Linked DNA regions of Homo sapiens: all the other regions are linked to region 3. The links are chromatin loops, found by intact Hi-C in ENCODE. Cell type or tissue: HCT116. All regions are shown on one strand. Region 1 overlaps NDST4 (N-deacetylase and N-sulfotransferase 4). Region 2 has its middle 120 kb from the start of MIR577. Region 3 has its middle 420 kb from the start of NDST4.

Region 1 (2,500 bases), 450 kb after region 3:
ACAAAACAACTGCATATGAACATGTATTTTCACAAATTCTCATGTAAATGATAAATTATAATGGAACCACATAATGTGACAACTTTAAAATATAACTATGAACAATAGAAGTTGGTATCCAGAAAGCCTAATTTACAAATAAATTATAATGCCATTCTAAGTGGAAATTGTAGCCACAATTTTAAGTTATTTCAAATATAGCTCTTGTGTTTTTTCTTTCTACCTCACAATTGAGAAGAAGAGTAGATGGAGAAATAATCTAAACCATGGTGTACACATTTGTCTTTTGTATATAAGTTGTTCATATTGTTCATTTTATGTTGATTTTGGATTCTTAAAAAATAAATGATTAATCCTTTGAGCAGATTCAAATATTTAGAAATTTTGTCATTTCTTGTAAATGAAATTATTACACACACGTTTGCATAACAGAGAAATATAAAATGAAAAAGCAAATTTATTTTGCCAAAACAAATGCATATTATTGTATATACTTAAAATAAAATAAATATGATACTGGACAAATGTTAATTTGAAACCAAGATGTATCAAAATTTGTTTTAGATATATATGAATTGTAGATATTGTACCTCTCTTCCTTTCAGAAAAAGATTTAGACCTTAAAAGTTCACAAAAATTAGCAGAATATTAAACAGAGGTGATGTTTTATTTTTTCTTCTTTTGTGCACAACAGTAACAAAAAGATGTATATTGAAAAACAGAAATAAAACTTCAGAAGCAGGGAACCATACAAGCAATATAAAAATGGCTGTTCATTACAATGTGAAGAAGAGAATTGATTAAAATGTATTTGGTGTGTAATTGTGGCAAAATTAGTATTTTAACATTGAGTCACTGATCTTTCGCTGATGTCAACAGCACGATGCTCATCCTGAGAGCCCAGTTACCTATACTCCCTGGACTTATCTAGTTAACACTTTCTTTAGTTTAGTAACCTGTCAATGGAGAACAGGTGCTGTTGGCCTATTTTTGCAATAAAAGCAAGAGTATATTGCCCTCTAGTGTTGAAAAAGTTAGGAGACCAAAAGAGTGTTCAGAAATACCCATTAAAAAAATCAAATTTTTTATTTTCTCCTTTCACATAAACGTGATATACCGATAGACAGGTTATTATTTCCTAATTCTAGAAAAAAATATCAAATATAATTAACAAATCTGTTTTATGGCCTGTTATAAAAAAAGGTGACTGGATTGAGAATAAATTATTTCATTTTATTATGTTATCTTTCTGTAATTTAATTAGATCCTTTTTCACTTTAGTTTTGGCTGAGTATTTTACAACTTTAGGAAATATTCATTCCTTATAATAAATTATCTTCTATCATTATTTTGGATTTTTAAAAAATAAAAATTAGGTGTAAATATCATTTTTTAAAAATGTTTTAAAGTCAAGAACATAACTCTGTAGAATAGGTTATTCTATTGGTAGAGGTACTTTATAGGTCCTTTATAGCTGTGTTTTGTGCCTAGTAAAAATATATATTTCCTTCTCTGAAATACAAGAGAAAGGATTGAGTAGTAAAAAATTCATTAGAAAAAGTCTTCTAAAAATAACATAAAAAATTAATGATTGAGGTAGAAATGATATATTTATCATTGTATTTAAAAATAATCAGCTGAGACTTTTAAATAATACTGCAATAATACTGCATGTTACACTTAAAGTTGGTGAAGATGGTAGATCAAATTTTGTGTGCTTACCAAAATATAAAAATAAAATTAATATAAATAAATAGATAAATTCTGTGGGGACATATACCAATATTAATATAATCCAGATTTCTCCAGACCTACATATCCTGTGACTACAAATGGGGTCTGGTTGATAATCAGTAAACTTAGAGATAATTTGGTGCAATTGGTTTTCCAATTTTCAAAACTTTAGGCTTGATTCTGAGATCATTGTTCCAATAAAAAACTATTAAAACATTATAACATTGAACGTCAATTTAACTGACTTACTCAAGATTGTTACTAATCTACTGTGTGTCTAATTTAGTATTGGGTTATGCTTGAAGGAAAATAAACTAAGTAGCTTATTGTGAAAAGAGAAGCTTTTTATATAGATTAGGCTATTGAAAATGTACCCACAGTCTTCTGGGGAAGACACATAAACCAGTTATGTAAAAATGCAAAGGTATTATAAAAAAGATAAGGACAATATATTCTTCAGAGATTTAGAGGAAGAAAGACTACCAGAGACAGGCATGAATAGGAAAGGCTTGTTATTCATAAGATTATAGAATTTTATAGTTTGAAGCAAACTTACAGTTATGAAACTCACCCATTTAAAAGATCCTACATTTTTGTGCTTTTATACAGCTAGTATATGATTCTTGAAAAAAATGAAATAATATAGAAAATACAAAACAGAGACGATCAATATTTTGTTGAGCATCCTTCCAAATCTTCCCTGATGAGTGTATACATGGAAATAGAAATATAAACCATTTTATATCCTTCATTTAGAAAATGAAGA
Region 2 (2,500 bases), 760 kb after region 3:
TGTAAAGTGGTGAGAACATATATGAAATAGTCTAAGGTGAAGTGTGTGATGAGCAAAGAAGTCTAAAGCATAAGGAGGATAATGATGAAACTAACACATATTAGAATTTTGGTTAGGAAGATAGAATTTTGTGGGGATTGAATTCATATTTAGATTTGGACATTTGAATAAAAGGTGATGGGAAAATGCCCAAATGGAAACAGAAATATATACCACGTGAAAAGATAAGCTTAAGACACAGCATGGAGGTAATTGTTGAAATAATGAAATGAAGGAACTCTGTGGAAGTGGCCTGGAGAACATGATGAGCAAAAGCTAGAAAGCAAAAGACAGAACAAAGCCTTAGAGAGCAGTCACATGGAGGTAACAAAACATTGAAGAGTGTGCAATGTGAGGAGCTTCCAGTCCCACAATGGCAGCATAAAAGCAAGCTGGCTTCACTCCTCCCCACAGAAAACCAAAACCAAATATACAACACTGAGATTATCACCAGCAGTATCCCAGAACTGAAATATGAGGATGAGACAGTTCCTGGAGCCACAGAGAAGTGAAGAAAAACTCCAAGCAGATGGTAAGAGAACTGAACTTCTATGCCAGTGATGCCCGGCCCCACAATCTGCCCTGCACCAAGCACACAGAAAAATTTCCCTCAACTCCCGGTTTCTACAATGGAAAAAGTGAGACCAAGGTGGACAACCAGTTTCCCATACCAGGAGACCTTTCATTGCCTCAACCCATGGGAAACATCACCAGTGCCTGAAGTGAGAAATACTCCAGAAGACAGTCAGAGACAAAAGGTGGTCTATAACTTGGGTAAAGGAAACATCCGATCAGAGTGGCTGTTCAATAGCACCACACTATAGGAGGTGCATTCCAAAGGTCCACTTGGCACAAACTCCTAGAAGCTTTTCCACACTACCAGGATATCCCCTTTGAGAACTCCCTCATTCAGGGCAGGGAGTGCTCTGATTGTGTACTAAATCTGAGGCAAACCTGGGCTTATGCCACCATCTAGTGCCAAATATGAGGTAATGACCTAGCAGGAAAGAAAGAAAGGAAATTCTAAAATTACAAAGAAACTCTAAACAAATATATCCAGGAAAAGTCAAAAATAACACAGAGAAGACAGGAATAGATAGCTAATACTTCAATGCAAAGGCATAGACATATACTTGCAAGAAGCAAAAGCAAACAGAGAATCATGACCTTTCCAAATGGGCAAAGCAAGAAACCAGTGATGGAGATTAATAAGATGGAGATATGTGAGCTCTCTAAGCAAAATGTAAACTTAGCAGTTTTTAGGAAACTCAGTGATCTTCCAGATAACACAGAAAACCAATTCAGAAATTTATCAGAGAAATTTAACAAAGAGACTGAAATAATTGAAAAATAAAATAGAAATCTTGGAACTGATAAATACATTTACTGAACTGAAAAAGAATTATTACAAGCTCTCAACAGCCAAATGGATAAAGGAGAGGAAAGAATTTGTGAGCTCAAAGGCAGCCTATTTAATTGAAAATACACAGAGCAGAAAGAAGAAAAAGAATGAAAAGCAACAAATATCAAATACAAAATATAGAAAAGTATCTCAGAAAACCAAGTCTAGGAATTGTTGGTGTTCAACAGGGAGGTGAGCAAGAAAAAGGCTAAGAGAGCTTATTTAAAGAAAAAATAACAAAAAACTTTCAAAACTGGAGAAAGATATAAATATCCAAGTACAGGAAGATCAGAGAACAACAAATAGATTCTACCTAAGTAAGACTACCCCAAGACATGTAATACTCAAACTCTCAAAGGTCAATGACAAGGAGAGGATTCTAATATTCTAATAGCAGCAAGATAAAAAGAAGCAAATAACATATTTTTTAAAATCCTTCCAGTTGATCTGGCAACAGACATCCCAGATGAAATTATACAGGCCAGGAGAGAGTGAGATGATGTTTTAAAAGTGTGGAAAAAAAAAAAAAGAAAAAGAAAGAAAAAAAAACCTGTCATCCAAGAATGCAAAATCCAGCAAAGCTATCCTTCAAATACAGAGAGATGGTCTTTCCCAGACAAATAAAAACTGAGAGAATGTATCACCACCCTTCTGATCTTATAAGAAATACTGAAGGGAGTTCTTAAATCTGAAAGAAGAAAACACTAATGTGCATGAAAACAAACAAACAAACAACAAAAAAAAAATTGAAGATATAAAACCCACTGGTAAAATTAAGTGCACAGACAACCCCAGAATAGTCTAATTCTGTAATTGTGATAAAAATCTGCTCATAATGAAGCCCAGAATACAAATCTATAAAAAACAATAATATGCACAGTTACTTGTCAAGAGATAGGCAATATAAAAATATCTAAGTTAAGACAACACAAAAGCCAAATGTGAAAGGAATTAAGTTAATTTGCAGAGGATTTTTAAAATTTCATTTGTTTACATTATTCTCTTTGCCATCTAAGATGTTATCATCTCTTTAAAATAACTTCATGTGTCTGTAAGATT
Region 3 (2,500 bases):
AGGTGTTTCCTTACTTAAATAGCTTATTTTTGAAAAAAACTGTGTGATTGTGATATGTCAAATTCATTTTCAGGTAGTATGTCAAAATTCATTTTCAGGGTATGTTGAGTTCATGAAAACTAAATTTCAAAGTAATTCACAAAAATTTACTTTTTTTACTTGCTTTAAAGTGGAATAGAACATAGTCTACATTTAAGTTCTGTTCAATCGGTATCAACCAAATTAACATTTCAGCAACTTTCAAATCACCCCTGGCAACTCTGGCAAAACGTGGTTTATTAGGTCAGGAACATATGCATGTATATAGTTGAGAGGTTTCACTCATATACGTGTGTGTATGTATTTATACACTTTGCTTCTTCTGAAGGAAAAAAGGGAGACTTTAAATAATTTTGAAATATAATCTCAGTGAACTTAGAGCTTGATTGACAGGTTAATAAATATTTCAATATTTAATGGATTACTGAAAAAATAGGTCATCATGATTATATAGAATTTTCTTACCTCACCTTTACTTCTAGAAACTGTTTTTCTATTTTTATCAGCACAATGTGTGGTAAATACAATAGCACAATATTAAACTTTGCAATAAATAAAATACTAATGAAACAAAATAACCTGAGTATGAAGTAGTTTGTAAAAACTAAAGTCATGAATCAAATGCAATTGGTTCAAATAACAATTAAAGGTATTGAGTCCTGTATTTAGTTGCTCAGGAAAAAAAAAAACTGTTAACGTTCCTGCCAATATCTAGTTAATAAAATTAATAGATTAATAAAGTTTGTTTAATGTTACTACCATTTCCTATTGGTTTCTTCTTTTTTCTTTTTTCTATTTACAGTTATTACATACGAAAAATTATACTGGTTTTTGAATAATTGTCTTTGTATGGTTCAAATCAGTTTCAAATCTTCCTTCTCTATACTGACTTCAGTGCAAGTAAATTACCTTAAAGTAGAAATGTCTTTTCTTAGACATAAAACCATCTAATTTAACTTATTTAACCATTAGACATTTTTATAATTTAAAATACTTTATGCAATAATTTATGCCAGAAGGTGGCACCAAAAGACTCAACTTTAAAATCCCTTTATTAATAAGTGCATTCCTTTATTCTATTTCTAAAGGCAGAAAAATAGCATTGGAAGAGTCGATTAAAATGATAAAGACAATACGTACATTTTGAGGTTGTATGGGGCACTGACCAGGAATACTTATTTTTGAGTTCAGATATAACACAGCAGTAATAATTCTAACAGTTTATGCTCATTTTACAAATTTATATGCATTTCTGAGCTTCTTAAAAATGGAAGCTTACAGATTATCAAGTGGATGTTTCTCATAACAAGAGAAAACAGCATATATTCTCTCCCAGTAAAGTATGTTTCTGATATGTGTTTTACATTTCCATCATGAAACTTAGGCCATTTTAGTTAGTTTTCTAACTTTAAAGATAGATCCAATGTCAGATTAAGGGCAAAAAATTTCCAAGCTTCATTAGTATTATCAATAATATATCATTCCTTTTCATTTGCTTTTATCTTGAGCAGTAGGTAAATTCAATAATGGGAGCTCAAGCTCCGGTATCAAAATGTGTGATTTTGAGTTCTTGTTCTGCCATATTCGTAGCTGTGTAACATTGGGAAATTTAAATAAATCTCTTACCACCTCTTACTCTCTGTGTCTCTTTCTCTGTTTAAATTTAATTTGTTAAGCTTACTTTGTGATAAGGTGGTAAAGTTGCATTAGAATTTAAATAAGATATACACATAAATTGCTTAAACAGTTCCTGGCAATTAGTAAACATTCAAACATATTTTGCATTAATAATGTTATTTTTTAAAAAGTTTTCTCTTTTGATAGTTACCTCTAAAGATTCCTTAGTCTTAAATTTCCAAATAATAAAACTCCTTGGAGTTTGGTTTAGTTGGGAATCATAAAAGGAAACATTTATCTGATGAATCATTCAGTACAAAAAATATACCAATTTTTAACTTTTTTATAAAACTGCCAGAAATATCAAGTAGTAAATATTTTACCCTATTGGTACAAAGAATGTTTTGAAAATATGTGTATCTGAGCACTTCTTTATAAAACAGAAAAGGGAAAAAATATATTGAATAAATACAATTTAGGCAATGAAAGTGCATATGAGATTTAAAAAACAAAACTATTCTGCTAAATCAGGCAAAAAAGAGCAAATTTAGTAAAAGAAGTCATACTTAATAATGAGTTAACATGCCACATGAGTAACGCTGTTACTAAATTTTATCCACACACATGTATATGACATACATATTTATATTTTGGGGTGGTAACTGATGTGTGTCTGCTATAAAACCATAGCACATTTATCTTTGGGGCACAAATACAAAAAATTGAAACTGAAAAACCAGGTGAATATGCTATAATAAGATACAAAATCTACTTCATTTCTAAATAAAATTATAGCTATTCTATGCAATGAAAATAATGTGTGCCCAATTAGTTACTTAGTCAC

Evidence for each region. Peaks named below come from ENCODE experiments on the same cell type or tissue, not always from the same donor. Only the 100,000 strongest peaks of a DNase experiment are listed, where the experiment ranks them.
Region 1: it touches region 3 in a loop (7-fold over the local background); 23 of 110 quality-filtered maps call a loop at or near these places.
Region 2: it touches region 3 in a loop (5-fold over the local background); 10 of 110 quality-filtered maps call a loop at or near these places.

What each region holds. Positions count from the first base shown.
Region 1 is chr4:115,089,203-115,091,702 of GRCh38, reverse strand. The region is part of intron 1 of NDST4 (N-deacetylase and N-sulfotransferase 4); the gene reads left to right. Among named protein-coding and RNA genes, the nearest start is that of NDST4, 23 kb to the left of the region's middle. In HCT116, a CTCF peak has its summit at 1,030 (motif pointing left); a DNase peak (open chromatin) is centred at 982.
Region 2 is chr4:114,778,896-114,781,395 of GRCh38, reverse strand. No RefSeq gene overlaps it. Among named protein-coding and RNA genes, the nearest start is that of MIR577, 120 kb to the right of the region's middle. In HCT116, a CTCF peak has its summit at 1,030 (motif pointing left); a DNase peak (open chromatin) is centred at 995.
Region 3 is chr4:115,536,164-115,538,663 of GRCh38, reverse strand. No RefSeq gene overlaps it. Among named protein-coding and RNA genes, the nearest start is that of NDST4, 420 kb to the right of the region's middle. In HCT116, no CTCF peak of the experiment used is centred here; a DNase peak (open chromatin) is centred at 1,033.